Regions from separate parts of the Mus musculus genome. Here region 2 is linked to region 1. A link is a loop called in an ENCODE intact Hi-C map of the cell type or tissue named here. Cell type or tissue: left cerebral cortex. All regions are shown on one strand. Each heading gives the region's core, and the rest is flanking DNA. Links, peaks and the distances in the headings are about the cores only.

What was found. A loop is a pair of places that touch in the nucleus more often than their neighbours do. Peaks named below come from ENCODE experiments on the same cell type or tissue, not always from the same donor. Only the 100,000 strongest peaks of a DNase experiment are listed, where the experiment ranks them.
Region 2: it touches region 1 in a loop (2.3-fold over the local background); 1 of 42 quality-filtered maps calls a loop at or near these places.

Annotation. Positions count from the first base shown.
Region 1 is chr6:42,857,194-42,865,384 of GRCm38, reverse strand. No RefSeq gene overlaps it. Among named protein-coding and RNA genes, the nearest start is that of Olfr449, 27 kb to the right of the region's middle. In left cerebral cortex, for the core only: a CTCF peak has its summit at 4,984 (motif pointing right); a DNase peak (open chromatin) is centred at 4,973.
Region 2 is chr6:42,702,509-42,710,699 of GRCm38, reverse strand. It overlaps Tcaf1 (TRPM8 channel-associated factor 1), which reads left to right and starts at 585. Exons shown (of 9, transcript NM_001355769.1): 1 at 585-741. In left cerebral cortex, for the core only: no CTCF peak of the experiment used is centred there; a DNase peak (open chromatin) is centred at 4,570; H3K4me3 peaks cover 1,088 bases; H3K27ac peaks cover 466 bases.

The DNA of each region.
Region 1 (8,191 bases), core at 1,936-6,935:
TTGTCACCATCCTTTATTGCAAGTTGAATGTTTTTTTTTTTTTTTTCAGGCTCTGTTCCTCTGTGGAATCTGTGCACCAGCCTGTGCCACACCAGAGGGTGTCTCATTTTCTTTTTCCAGGGAAGCATGATAACAGAATTGGTTGATTTTCAGCTTCATGGGGGGGGGGGGAGGAAGACAAGTTCAATGGCAGTCTAAAGTATATAGTGACACCAACACAAACAAACAAACAAACAAACAAGCAAATAGCTGCCTATAGAATCAGCTCATGCGTACACATTATCAAAGTGATATCCAGTGCAGAGGTCTGTGGAGGAACATCCATTGTGTGCTCTAGGACAGAATGCATCACCCAAGTTTTATATGCAGCTAATCAGTTGTCTAAACAAAAGGCATAAAGGGTGTAGAATACAATTCAATTCAGACTAACAGTCTGCCAGAAAATCTACAATGAAAAGGCCAGTAGCAAGCATTGAAAGTACATGTGTGATTATGATGACTACAGGTGTGATGATAAACATAGGGAGACTGCACATGCTAAACAAACATCCAGGAAATAGAGAAGTCAATATAAATAACAAGATTTGAGGCATAAAGAAGACAGGAGATTATGTCTTTTTTTTTTCACATCCAGAGGTCAAAGTATCTCACTTGGATCTGGAAATCTGACTTAAAGATCTGAGGGGTACATTTACTTGATAAGACTCAGCAATGATAACATGATCAGCTAAGATCAGACGAGAGAAGAGAAAGGAGGGCAGGAAAATAAAAACACAGACAAATATCATTGCTAAAAACAGGTAACCATCTACCAGTAACAGGTAATTCAATACAATGAAACAGAACATGAAAAATGAACCACAAATAATTGTAGGCCAGGAATATCGCTTTGATAGGGTGTTTGCCCAGTATTCACACGGCCCTGATCCCCAGCACCACAGAAACAAAAGGAAATTGTTATTAGAAGAATGTGAATTATTGAGAGGAAAGAGTAAAGCTGAGATCCAAACATGGACGTGACTACAAGATAAAATCTCCTTTCTCCAAATCATGAGGAGTACTAATATAAAATGACAACATAATTTTAATTTGGATTTTTTTTACCCATAAATGAAATAGTTTAAGATCTCAATTTCTCTCCTGTGATCTTTAGTTTTTCAGTACACAAGTCTTGTTCATAATTATGTGTGTTCCTAAGTATAATGAGTTCTCTGTGCAGACTTGTATCACATTTGCACAGAAATACCTTATCTTATGTGTATATCTTTTCTTTTCACTGCTATCATAATCATCAGTGCACATTACAAATGAGGAAGTTTCAGGCTGATACTTCATCCCATGCATCAAATGCTTCTTGAACCTTCTTTCTTATTCTCTCCTTCTCTGTTCTTACCAGCCTTTTTCTGCTTTCCTAAAAGTCTCCCTTCTACTTCCTTTTGTGTTTGTTTGTTTGTTTTCATATAGTAGAGAAAACATGTGACACCAGTCTTGCTGTGTCTGAAGAATTGCACATGATGAACTATAGTGCCTATGATTTAACTGCAAATGACAGAATTTCATCTTTCTTTGTGATTGAATAATAGTTCAGCCTCTCTCTCTCTCCCCCTTCCCGTGAGCGTGCGCGCGTGTGCGCGTGCGCGTGCGCGTGCGCGCGCGCGCGTGTGTGTGTGTGTGTGTGTGTGTGTGTGTGTGTGTGTGTGTGTGTGACTGTAGCATTTTTTTCTTTCTCTACTGATCTTTTGTTGGGGACTTAAGCTGTCTCCAGATCTTGGGTATTTTGAATAGTATTGTGATAAATGTGGGTGTGTACATGTGTGCTTTATGTATGAAGATATTTGCACAGTTGTATGCCCAAGAGTGCTATAGCTGTATCTCAGAAGAATCTCCAAATTGACCTTGGTAAGCCATTTAACAATCCCAAGAACAATGTATTCCTGCTACCTCTAATAACTTTTGTGTCCTAAGAACTTTTGTTATTTTGTTGTTGTTTGTAGAGCATTCATCCTCCATGGAAAAAAAATAGACACTCAAAGTAATCTTGATTGCCATTTTACACATGGATAAATACAACAAATATTTTTTTAAAGCTGTAAGATCAAAAAAAAAAAAAACCAAACAAACAAAAAAACAAAGCTGTAAGATCAGCCTAAGACCAGATAATAGAACCCCAAATATCATGATTTTTCAGTCATGATAATAAATGTTAACAGACAACTTATTGAAAGAATTTACAGACTTCTCTTATTTTTAAAAAGTTCAGCTTACTCTCTTTTTAGGAAAGATGTAAACCAAAGAGATTTCTCAGAATTAGAAAGGGAAGTCTGGACAACAGAGTGCCAGGCAAGCAGCAGCCATAAAAGTCACATCAGACGAGGTTCAATCCAGACCCAAAGCACAAGTGGGATATAAGGATATGAGTAGGAATGGAACAACACAGTGGCAGTGCAGACCGTCGACAGCTAAACTGCCATAAACAGGAGTTAAAGCAGGACCTGCTTCCATAAGGAGGACCCGCACACTGGTAAAGTGACACCTAAGTGGCTGGAGACATTCATTCCCTTTTCTCATCCAAATCAGATCATGGGAAAAGTTAAGACACAGACAGCCAGAGGATGGGACAGACAAAGGCATCTGGTGAATGTGCCAGAAGGGATTCTGAATCCAGAAGACAATGAACCTTCTTGGCAAATTCCACGAGAGCTTTCAAGCAAAGCCAAGCGAAGGGCAGAGATTAAACCATTCATAAAACTGGTTGCAAAAACTAGAAACAAAACAGGTAAAATTTTTCTCAACATGGTTTAAAAATCAAATACCAATGAGTTAAAGAATTAAAATTTCCAAGTATTTTAAATTTTCAAACGTAACAAGGTATAGAAATGTTTAAACGCTACTTAGAGAGGTCAAGTGGAAAGCCTTCCATGTTCTTGAATAGGACTATGAACATTTTAAACACAACAATTTCCCTGTAAGCTGTTCAATAAACAACATGCAACCCCACTGTAGGCAGCAGAAAGATTTACTCATTTTTAACTTACACAGGACGGACGATGCTAAAAGCATACTGGAAAGTACAAAGAATGAACAGCATAAAAACTCTACAAGAGAATAATCATGTTTAAAACTGGCCTTTTTTTTTTTTAATCACTTCAGACACCATAAATTATCACAATTTTAAGATTTAAACATTAAGTTACTAATTGTGGCTGGAGAGATATGTGATAAGCCAGTCCGAATCAAAAAGACTTTGGTAAACTAACTGAATATCTACTGGGATTTATCAAAAATCAGTGAGAGCACAATGGATTACATGATAAATGTAACAAAATTGCCAGCCATGCTACTAGTACTTAGAGGTAGGCCTCTCACTTTACATTGTTACTTATCTCTGAACTAGATCCATTCTGAAAGCATGTGGAATCAAGGGAAGGGGGGTTACCTACTTACTTTCAAGGGAAGACCATGCCAGTCTACAAATATTTAAAATCAATGGGTTGTAAAGATCTCTTTTATGTGTCCAGGCTTCTGGTGCTGGATTTTCTTGTTATGAAAGGCTGGCATTTGAGAAATGTCCATCTAGGATGTAGATTAACCAAGACAAAATAAATGTGATTCAATAATACAAAAGGAAAGTAAAAAGCATGGTTACCCGTTCCTTCTTTGCATGTTGGCTTTGAATTTGTTTTCACTCTTAAAATCATATATAACAGCTGAACATAGGGACATACATTATTAATCTCAGCGATGGGGAGGTAGAACCAGACACAGGAGATAAAGTTTATTTTAGGTTCTGCAGTGAGTTTCAGGCGGGCCAGGACTGCATTGCAAGGTCATATCTTTAAGAAAATCACAAATAATAGTAAATATATGAACTTCTTAGTAATGGTCATTTTCACCTCAATGCTGTGTCGCAAAGACCCAGTTCAGCTGTCTTGTCATCTACAGATAATTTTATGAGTTGTCTAACACAGTTTCACAAAACACACTTTGTTCAGATTTTTTCACATAATTTGAACTATTATGCATTTTAATTCCATGTATAAGCGCCCAGTGGAAATATTTTCACCAAGCAGGAAGCACCCGTTGACATAGCTGATGATAGTCATTCTTCCTTACTTTTGTTGTTGTTGTTGTTGTTGTTGCTTTTTCAAGACAGGGTTTCTCTGTGTAGCCATGGGTGTTCTGGAACTCACTCTGTAGACTAGGCTGACCTTGAACTCAGAAATCTGCCTGCCTCTGCCTCCAAGTGCTGGGATTAAAGGCATGCTCCACCACTGCCCAGCTCTTCCTTACTTTTGATATATACTTATAACTCTCGAGTCTGGCTGTGATTCTATAAGCACTGGAGGGACTAGCTTGGAGCGTCTGCCTTTGGTTTCCTGTGTGGTATCAGCTGAGAACAGTGCTTTACATTGGAGATTTAAAGCCTTCCTCTGCAGTTGATTGACATTTTACTTGTGACTTAAGTCTGCTTTCCTGTTTTTCTTGCGTTATACCTCTGCTCCTTAGTACACCCCTCCCTTCACAATCAATATTCTTTTGTGGGTTTCCTAGCCATCCAAACCTTTCAATATCCAGTGCAAATTCTGCCTCTCCTTAAAAAACAAAACAAAACAAAATAAAATTTTAAAACCCAAATCATGCGTTTTAATTACTCTGTTATCATAAGTCTCCTTCATGATCCATTAATCTGCTTTATTCACTGAATAATTAATATTTTCCCATCATATTATACTTCATGCTCATGTCCTATTATGCTAGAACACATGAGATGAGAAATCATGACTTATAATACTGTGCATCCAAACTGAAGGTGCACTTCACAGAAAAGGTTTTCGGCCTAATGTAGACCAAAGGAAGATTCTTAGTTTCAGATTTTGACTTATTTACCTGGATAATAGAGAATATCGGACCAGATGAGGAGCTCATGCTGGCTTAGCACTTACTGTCCAATGTATCCTTAACTGAGCACTACTTACATTGACCACTAGATGGCACCAACACCAAATAAAATTCTCTGCAAGTGGTCCTAACATTTTTTTTTTAACTAAATTCTGATTATGATTTCTTTTTTTTTTTTTTTAAGAGGAAGTACCGATTTATCCTGTAGCAAAATGAAAATATTATCATCAGAAAATGTTTTAATATAAATTTAAATTACAGGTCAATTTATCAATTGTCTTGGTCATAATTCAAGTATTTAGTACCCACATGTACATGGAGTTTTTTATTACAAAGCTGTTCAAAATATGCAATTCTTCCTGTACCATAGAAACTTCTTTTATTTATTTATTTATTTATTTATTTATTTATTTATTTATTTATTTATTTTCTTTCCATTTTTTATTAGGTATTTAGCTCATTTACATTTCCAATGCTATACCAAAAGTCCCCCATACCCACCCACCCCCACTCCCCTACCCGCCCACTCCCCCTTTTTGGCCCTGGCGTTCCCCTGTTCTGGGGCATATAAAGTTTGTGTGTCCAATGGGCCTCTCTTTCCAGTGATGGCCGACTAGGCCATCTTTTGATACATATGCAGCTAGAGTCAAGAGCTCCGGGGTACTGGTTAGTTCATAATGTTGATCCACCTATAGGGTTGCAGATCCCTTTAGCTCCTTGGGTACTTTCTCTAGCTCCTCCATTGGGAGCCCTGTGATCCATCCATTAGCTGACTGTGGGCATCCACTTCTGTGTTTGCTAGGCCCCGGCATAGTCTCACAAGAGACAGCTACATCTGGGTCCTTTCGATAAAATCTTGCTAGTGTATGCAATGGTGTCAGCGTTTGGATGCTGATTATGGGGTGGATCCCTGGATAAGGCAGTCTCTACATGGTCCACCCTTTAATCTCAGCTCCAAACTTTGTCTCTGTAACTCCTTCCAAGGGTGTTTTGTTCCCACTTCTAAGGAGGGGCATAGTGTCCACACTTCAGTCTTCATTTTTCTTGAGTTTCATGTGTTTAGGAAATTGTATCTTATATCTTGGGTATCCTAGGTTTTGGGCTAATATCCACTTATCAGTGAGTACATATTGTGTGAGTTCCTTTGTGAATGTGTTACCTCACTCAGGATGATGCTCTCCAGGTCCATCCATTTGGCTAGGAATTTCATAAATTCATTCTTTTTAATAGCTGAGTAGTACTCCATTGTGTAGATGTACCACATTTTCTGTATCCATTCCTCTGTTGAGGGGCATCTGGGTTCTTTCCAGCTTCTGGCTATTATAAATAATGCTGCTATGAACATAGTGGAGCATGTGTCCTTCTTACCAGTTGGGGCATCTTCTGGATATATGCCCAGGAGAGGTATTGCTGGATCCTCCGGTAGTACTATGTCCAATTTTCTGAGGAACCGCCAGACGGATTTCCAGAGTGGTTGTACAAGCCTGCAATCCCACCAACAATGGAGGAGTGTTCCTCTTTCTCCACATCCTCGCCAGCATCTGCTGTCACCTGAATTTTTGATCTTAGACATTCTGACTGGTGTGAGGTGGAATCTTAGGGTTGTTTTGATTTGCATTTCCCTGATGATTAAGGATGTTGAACATTTTTTCAGGTGCTTCTCTGCCATTCGGTATTCCTCAGGTGAGAATTCTTTGTTCAGTTCTGAGCCCCATTTTTTAATGGGGTTGTTTGATTTTCTGAAGTCCACCTTCTTGAGTTCTTTATATATGTTGGATATTAGTCCCCTATCTGATTTAGGATAGGTAAAGATCCTTTCCCAATCTGTTGGTGGTCTCTTTGTCTTATTGACGGTGTCTTTTGCCTTGCAGAAACTTTGGAGTTTCATTAGGTCCCATTTGTCAATTCTCGATCTTACAGCACAAGCCATTGCTGTTCTGTTCAGGAATTTTTCCCCTGTGCCCATATCTTCAAGGCTTTTCCCCACTTTCTCCTCTATAAGTTTCAGTGTCTCTGGTTTTATGTGAAGTTCTTTGATCCATTTAGATTTGACCTTAGTACAAGGAGATAAGTATGGATCGATTCGCATTCTTCTACATGATAACAACCAGTTGTGCCAGCACCAATTGTTGAAAATGCTGTCTTTCTTCCACTGGATGGTTTTAGCTCCCTTGTCGAAGATCAAGTGACCATAGGTGTGTGGGTTCATTTCTGGGTCTTCAATTCTATTCCATTGGTCTACTTGTCTGTCTCTATACCAGTACCATGCAGTTTTTACCACAATTGCTCTGTAGTAAAGCTTTAGGTCCGGCATGGTGATTCCACCAGAGGTTCTTTTATCCTTGAGAAGAGTTTTTGCTATCCTAGGTTTTTTGTTATTCCAGATGAATTTGCAAATTGCTCCTTCTAATTCATTGAAGAATTGAGTTGGAATTTTGATGGGGATTGCATTGAATCTGTAGATTGCTTTTGGCAAGATAGCCATTTTTACAATATTGATCCTGCCAATCCATGAGCATGGGAGATCTTTCCATCTTCTGAGATCTTCTTTAATTTCTTTCTTCAGAGACTTGAAGTTTTTATCATACAGATCTTTCACTTCCTTAGTTAGAGTCACGCCGAGATATTTTATATTATTTGTGACTATTGAGAAGGGTGTTGTTTCCCTAATTTCTTTCTCAGCCTGTTTATTCTTTGTGTAGAGAAAGGCCATTGACTTGTTTGAGTTAATTTTATATCCAGCTACTTCACCGAAGCTGTTTATCAGGTTTAGGAGTTCTCTGGTGGAATTTTTAGGGTCACTTATATATACTATCATATCATCTGCAAAAAGTGATATTTTGACTTCCTCCTTTCCAATTTGTATCCCCTTGATCTCCTTTTGTTGTCGAATTGCTCTGGCTAATACTTCAAGTACTATGTTGAAAAGGTAGGGAGAAAGTGGGCGGCCTTGTCTAGTCCCTGATTTTAGTGGGATTGCTTCCAGCTTCTCTCCATTTACTTTGATGTTGGCTACTGGTTTGCTGTAGATTGCTTTTATCATGTTTAGGTATGGGCCTTGAATTCCTGATCTTTCCAGAACTTTTATCATGAATGGGTGTTGGATCTTGTCAAATGCTTTTTCTGCATCCAACGAGATGATCATGTGGTTTTTGTCTTTGAGTTTGTTTATATAGTGGATTACATTGATGGATTTTCGTATATTAAACCATCCCTGCATTCCTGGAATAAAACCTACTTGGTCAGGATGGATGATTGCTTTAATGTGATCTTGGATTCGGTTAGCGAGAAT
Region 2 (8,191 bases), core at 2,015-7,014, 150 kb after region 1:
AGGCCTACTCTGGAATCTGGAGAAGGGAGGAAAGCAAATCCTCCCATTGATTTTCCCAGCTTTACCCAGTGGAACCTGTGCCAGGCTTCTGATGTACAGAACTGTAAGATGTCGGAAGGGTGTGGCTTAATTCACCTCCTTGTCTGGCAATTTGTTGTAGCCGCCACTATTCACTCATACTTCCAGTTTATGAAACTAAGGAAGATGCAACAGCTTCAAACTCCAGATGTTTGGGATATAACAAAGTGTAGACACACTCTCTTCTACCAAAACTTGACTTTTTCATTAAATTTAATATAGGACCCATAGCTTTAATTCTTCTCTTAATATAATTGTGTATAATTTCTGATAAAAGCTCTCTTGTTTTATCAATGTCTTATTTGTTCACAGTGTTAAGCTGTATGTATGTATGTATGTATGTATGTATGTATGTATGTATGTATGTATGTGTTTTAGAAATTGGCCAGCTGCACATCCAAGCCTTGGAGCAGAAATTGACATAAAGGAGAGCCTCTAAGGTCTGGGGGCAGAGAGCGGAGCACCGCCCACATCCCCGTGTAGCCAATCAGTTCTCAGGACGGCCCATTGCTTGCTCCCCCTTCTCTGCCAGTGACTTTCCACGTCCCCCATCCACTGGTCCACCGCCTATTCCCTTGCAGGCCTGAAGCTTCTTCCCCTTGGGTAGCTTCCTCCTTTGCTGTTGTGCCTCCGAATCAGCACTTCAGGGAACAGCGACGCAGAGTGAGTCTGGCTCCGCGATAGGGTCTGCACCAGGAGAGGCCTGCGATGACAAAGGCCACTGCCAGAAGGGTGGGGTGCTTCGCGGGGAAGGGGGCAGGAGGTGGCGAGTGCCTGGGGCTGCGTGGGGGGCTGGTGTGGGCAACTCGGGCGTGCGGAGGTGGCTGATGCATTCCACATTGAGACCTTCCTCTCTGTCTCTTTCTGAGCTTTCCGCTGCTTTAGATATCTCCTTCAGTCTTCCTGCATTGTTATCCCTTCGCCAGCCAGGAACCCCCTCCCAGCCGTTTCCCATTTCCTTATTGAGTGGTTTGTGTTCAGCAGGGAGCCTTTGGGATTTGATGAAAGGAACCTCAGAGGTTGCGGAAGGAGACTCCACACAGAATTCTTTAAGGGCCACAGTCCCTGCTTAGCCTCCTTTACCCGCCCCCAGGTAAAAGTCCTCTCCATGTCCTTTAAGCACCCAGGGGCCTGGAGTATATTTGCTCTGAGAGGTGGGTGGGAGGATGTGGGCAGGGTGCTGCTGAAATGGGTGTGGGGCTTCTGGAGAACGCAGGTCTGGACCGCCTTCGGCCTGCAGCAGCAGGGGCTTAGATTATCCAGTTGGCAGATACACAACCCCCCACCCCCCGCAGGCCTTCTGGGTTGGCCCAACCTGAAATGAAGGACAAAAATGGAAGAGGGGGAAAAAGGATCTTGCCAATTAGACAATCGTGGAAACGTGGAGGAAGAATCTCTTAAAGAGATGAACCAATGTCTCTTGTCTATGGGCTGACCCGCTAACCATTTGTCCATTCTCCAAAGGATTTGCAAAGTGATTGCGTTTCAGCTAGCTCTTCACTCTGTTTTGCGTTGCTTTAAAGACTTAAGAATAAAATGAATGCTTATCATTCCAAAGTGGTCTAATCTACAAGATAGTGAAATAAACGCTTGGCCGTCTTGTAAGTAAAAAAATAAGGCTTGAATACCATAATGGAGGGTCTCATTTCTGCCCTTCCCTGCCTGAGACTTGGCATCCTTCGCGATTTTCCTTTCAACTACGCCGTTTTCATAGTTCTACTCTTATGTGTAAAACATACATGGGTTGCTTTATGATTTTGTCATGCTTTCATTCATGAATATTATCCTGTATATTCTTATAGCTCTAGGATTAATCCTTGCTTATACTTCCTTCATTTTTATTTCTAATTGGTTTAATACCCTATAGTTATTCTACCATTGAGCATTTAGGTTTCTCACTTGGGGAAATGTATTCATTTTTTTTAATGTGACAAGCTATCCCAACACATAACAGTATAAGATCAATAATAAACAACTACAAAGCCACTTCTAATATTTCTTTACCACCTGCCAGTTTCTGTGGATCTAGACTGGAGTCTCTGGAGGTTCTCACACACTGTAGTAAAGGGGTATTGGCTCAGCCTGACTCAAGGGTCATTGGAACTAACACAGGACTGTTGTAAACTTGGGATCTCCCTGATTTGGGCCAGGCATGTCTTTCTCTGCAGTGAGGGCCTCATTACAAAGGCTTGCTGTGACATAAGTTTTTGCTCCTTCTACCCCAACCCTAGAGTGAGGGTTTGCCAAAAGAGAGAGAAGAACCATATTACCCTTTTCTTCTCTAATCTCAAAAATGGCATCTATTTTTGTCACTTCCATTCTTTAGAAGTGATTGACCCTCCCACCCCCACCCTATATATACACTCAAGGGGTGGATTTCACATGAGAATGGACACCTGCAGACAAACATTAAAATGACTACCTACCATGGCAACCACATAATGTCCTTTAACACCCATGACTATGTGTGCAAGTGCTTTTTTACTGTGTGCTTCCAAGAGTAGAAAAAATAGGTCATAGGATTCATAATATATTCAGCTTTAATAGGTTATTTCCAAGATCTTCCTCAAGTGCCAAACTATTTGGCACTCCCTCCAGCAAAGGGTCAGAAATCTTGATGTTCCACAAACCTGTCATAACAAATTACATTTTTAGTCTGGAGAGTTATGTAGTAGTCCCATTCCAGTAGGATTTTACTTAGCATTTCCAGGCAGCCAGTAAGACGGGCTGCCTTTTGTATTTGCTGATCAAGTATTCAGCTTTCTGTCTTCCTTTCTGATACCTGATTTGTACTTATTCTCCTAGGAAGTTGTTTTTCTGTACCTAATTGACTCATTGGAGTCTTTTCTTTGTACAATCCATGTCTCAGTCAATATCTAAGTCATTGTATGTGCTACAAATGTCTGCTTCCAGACTGCTTCTGAGATTTTCTCTTTATCTCTCCATGTGTCTCAGTGAAATTTTTACGTTTAAGTTACTGGAACTTTCGTTTATCATTTGTTCATAATTGTATCTTCAAGAAAGAAGGGGAAAAAAAGAATTGTATATTCAAGGAGTGGGAGAGATGGTTCAATGGATAAAGGCCCTTGCTGTGTAAATGGAAGGATCAAAGCTGGACTACCAAGCTCCCATAGAAAAGGTGGGCAAGTGTGGTAGCCACAAATAATACCAATATAAAGAGGAAGGGATTTCACCCCTCGCCCCACCCTCAAAGCAAGCTTATTAGCTAAATTATCAGATTCTCAACTTTAAGTCCAGAGAGAGACCCTGCCTCAGTAAATAAAATGAAAATAATTTCATCAATTGTTTCAGTGGCTGTGGAAAGCATTGTGTAATTCATTGGGCTGAAATAGCTCAGCTTTTCATGGCAATACTCCCCTTGCTGAAAATTGGCAATTCCCAGCATTGAAAGGTAACACACAACCCGCTGTAACTGCCTGGCAACCACCTCTGGCCTCTGCAAGTGGGAGCACACATACAAGACACATCCACACACACACACATGGATATCACACACACCAAGGCACATACAGAGCACACAGTTGCATCCTTGGGATTCTAAAGTAACTTATTGTCTTGTGTTCCAATGGTTTCCAATGGTTTTGCATTTGGCATTCAGGCTTAGTCCATATGAAAACGGATTACTTTGTTGTTTATTCCATGAAGATCATCACTTGTCCCCACATCACTGGTCTGCATGAATCAAGTTTTCCATATGTGTATAAATTTATTTAAAGCTCCCTACTCTCATTAGTATACTTATCTTTATATATTAATTTCTGGTCAATCAAATTTGACATAATTAAATAGCCATTTTATTTACCAGTACCTGCTTTCAAATTTGCCACATGAACAATAATATAATCTAAAAATCATGACAACATGAACAATAATATCATCTAAAAATCATGACAACTTTGTTTCTTTCTTTATCTGCAGATCTTTAATCTTTAATTCTGTTTCCTTCCTTCCTGCTTTGGCAAGGCCCATCTGTACACTGCTTAGAAAGGTTTTATTATGTAGTCTTCAAAAATAGCTTCTATCGTGGTTATCAGGTAAATTCTTTATTTGGTGAGTAAGTTTGTCATAAGTGAATGTTTCATCAATTGTTTCTGTGGCTATTGGAAGCATTATGTAATCCATGGGGCTGAGAGAAGGCTCAAAAATTGAGAGTATATATACTCCCCCTTATCTAGAATTGGAGATAGCTCACTACAGGCTGTAACTCCAGCTCCAGGGGAGCCCACACCTTGCACCTCTGTGGAATTCTGCACTCACACACATGCACACAAACACACAAAATAAAACAACCCTTTTAAAAACAAAAGGTTTCATGTAACTCTTTATCTTCAAATATATTTTGGTGGCAAGCATAGAATTTAACTTCTAACAGTAAGCTAGCTGAAGTCTCTAGAATATCAGTGTATCTCTAGTGTGTATGTCATGGCATTTATTAATAGCACACCGAGACAAGCATTATTTACATTTATGTAAGCTAGTATTGGTCTATACTTATCGCTTTCTGTACTGTTCTGATCTGCCATTGGTATCATCTCAAAATAGCATGGGTAATGTTTTTTTCCTTGGCTCTGTTAAAGAAAATCTGCACAATGTTGCAATTATCTAATCCTTGAATGGTAAAACCTTCTGGAGCTGAAGTGCAGGGGGTTTTAGGCTTGTTGGTTCAATTACTTTATTATAGTGAATGCTTTTCTTAAACTCGCTGTATGCTTTTATTTGTAAGTTAACCAGAATAAAGCAACTTCATTATTTAAAAATACAATTATAGGGTTATTTAGGTTTTCTTATGGATTCAATTTTGATAAATTGTGCATATGTATTCAGTATTAGTAAAATAAAAATAAAACCCAGTATTACTAAAAACATTACCAAAATTCATTATTAGTTTAAATCTTTCTTTTTTGTAGAACATAATCTTAATATTTTCAACTGTTAATAGTCAACAAACAGATTTTTTTTGTTTGTTTGTTTGTTTGTTTTGTTTTTTCGAGACAGGGTTTCTCTTTATAGCCCTGGCTGTCCTGGAACTCATTTGTAGACCAGGCTGGCCTCAAACTCAGAAATCCTCCTGCCCTGCCTCCCAAGTGCTGGGATTAAAAGCTTGCACCACCACGCCCAGCCAAACAGAATATTTTTAAGATATATTTTCTTGTTATGCCTCCCTTTTCATTTCTGATTTTGTTAATTAGGATACTGTCTCTGTGCCCTCTGGTTGGTTAGTCTGGCTAAGGGTTTATCTATCTTGTTGATTTTCTCAAAGAACCAGCTCCTACTTTTATTGAGTCTTTGTATAGTTCCTTTTGTCTCTATTTCATTGATTTCAGCCCTGAGATATTTCCTGCCATCTACCCTTTTGGGTATATTTGCTTCTTTTTGTTCTAGAGCTTTCAGGTATGCTGTCAAGCTGCTAATGTAAGCTCTCTCCAGTTCTTTTTGGATGCACTTAGAGCTATGAGTTTTCCTCATACCACTGCATTCATTATGTCCCATAAATTTTGGTATGATGTGTCTTCATTTTCAATAAATTCTAAAACAACTCACAGTAGAGTCTAGTAGGATACCAATTCCTTTGAGTTATTAAAATTAGGATTGAAACCAAATTTTCTTTGAGCTAGGAAGGAATGTATAGTGTTTAATTTTGTGATGCCATATATATACCTTTAAAATGTTTTATGTTCGAATCCTATGCATCCTCATCAAAATTTTGTCTGTAAGAATTATTGCATGCAGTACCTTATGCTAAAATTTCCCCTTATAAGGTAAAATTGCCATTTCTTATTGTAGAACTACAAAAATTTGCCTTGTATAAGATATTTTATTAGTTAATTTTGGTGAATTGGATGCAGGAATCCTGAAGAGCTATCAATCTTACTTTAAAAATCAAAATTTAAGCAGGGTGTGGTATCACAGGTGGCAAAGGAAAGTCACTTTCTATGGTTTTGTCTACATAGACAAGTTAAGACTACGTACAAAACAAAACAAAAAGCAATCAAGAACAAACCAAGGATATTGTGCCTGATGCTTGCCTTATTTATTTGTCTTTCAAAGACAGATTTGTTTATTTCTAATAAAAAAATTAGGTATAAATTACCTATGATAGAAGTTTACCTGGGTCAGCTGTACAGCTTAACAAATTTTATCTTTCTACATTAAATTTGTTTTCAAAATTTCATACATGTATACTACGTACTTTGTTCATAACTAAAGCATTCCCCTCCCTCCAACCCCTTCTGCATGTTCTCCTTCCAACTTCATGTGTATGTTTATAGGTACACACACACATATATGTGTGCATATATGCATAAAAATATGTAAGCATATGTTAATGGACTTTTTCTTTTGTTTGTTTTTTTCTGCCCATCTCAAAGGAAAGTTATGAATCTATCTTTTTAATAGACATAAATCCTCATTACTCTTAAACATACTTCTAATTCATCCAAGTAGATAGTGACAAACAGTTTTTGCAGAATGACTATAGCAGTCTAGTGTCATAAGAAATGTGTGTCAGTCCCACCAATTGCAGATCTTTCTCACCAGTAGATATTGTACCACTGTCATGGTTAGCCTTCAAGGACTGACTGAAGTGTCTGTTGAAGATTTAACATGCATTAAATGATGACTCATTACATTAAACAGTATTTTTTTTTCATGGCCTTTTAGATTTCCTATTTTACAAAGTCTTCAGATGTTTTGTTCTTTTGAGGGTAAGACATGGTTTTGTTGTATTCTGGACATACATATGGATTTTTCATTGTATTAATCTTCTTCCTTTTGCTTGCCTTTCACTTTGATAAACTTCTAATAAAAATAACTGTTTCACTTTACTTAATTTTAATTATATTTTTAAAAAATAACATACTTTTTAGACAAAGTCTCACTTTGTAGCCCAGGTTGGCCCCAGATTCACAGCAAGGTTGCTTCTTCAGTCTTCCAGGTACTGGCCTTACTGGTATGAGCCATAGCACCCAGTTAATAACCTTTAACTTCTATAATTAGAGCTAAGCCCTTGGAATTAGGGCTGGAGTTCTGTTTAAGAAAACTCTAGTTCCATAAATCTGTCCTATGCTTAGTTGCTTCCTTACCGTATCACACTGTATGTTCATCCATCTATGAGGGGGAACTTTAGTCTCTTTTTCTTCCTGCAAGAAAACTAACCACAGGTATTCAACATTGATGGCATTATCTAAACTTACATTGCCACCCAAAGTCTCTACATTCTTGTCAGTTTGAGTATCTGCAAGTGAGCTTTGGAGGGAAACAAACAGATCCCTAACAATGGGATTGGAGTCTACTTAACTGAGCCCTGTTTTCTCTTTGTGCTTGTGTTTATTTTTTTTGCTTCCACTGGAATCAAGTATTTTATAGTGTTCTTCCTCTATATTACTTGTATAGATGTGAATTGTGTGTTTTGTGGGTACATCACACATGAGGTAGGGGAGCACATTTATTGTATCACTCTCCATCTTATCCCCTGAGGAGACAGTGACTCACTGAATGCAGGGCTTGCTATTTCTGCTACACTGCCTGCACTGGTGTGACAGATATGTGCTCTGCCAATCCCCCCGCCCCAGATATTTAAGTGAGTACTAGGGATTGAGTTCAGTTCCTCGCCATTGGAGAGCAAGTACTCTCAGTGACTCAGCCATCGCCCAGTCCCTACATTATTTTTGAATAACATAATTTTACCAGTTTTAATGGTAATTATACATATTGCAGCTTGCCACAGTCTTTGTCATTGCAAATTATTACTTTTACCTATTTTAAAACAAAAATCATAATCCAGTTCATTTCCGTGAATCTAGTCTTTCAGATGTGTTAGTCGTATATTTGATTTTGCTTTATACCTTACCACAAGATGTGATATTTGTTTATTTTTTTAAAAGCCAATACTTGTGTACCTCTTACATAGTTTGCTCCTTACAGTATGCTGTTTCTTCCCACAATGTGCTTTGTCTTTCTAGGATAGTTCTGCTTAATCCTGAAGAGCTCCTTTGAGTAGCTCTTGTACTGTATTCTGCTGTTCCCAGTTTTGCCCAGACTATAGTCATCCAGAAATGTCTTTATTTTGCCTTTATGCATAGAATTGTAGGCT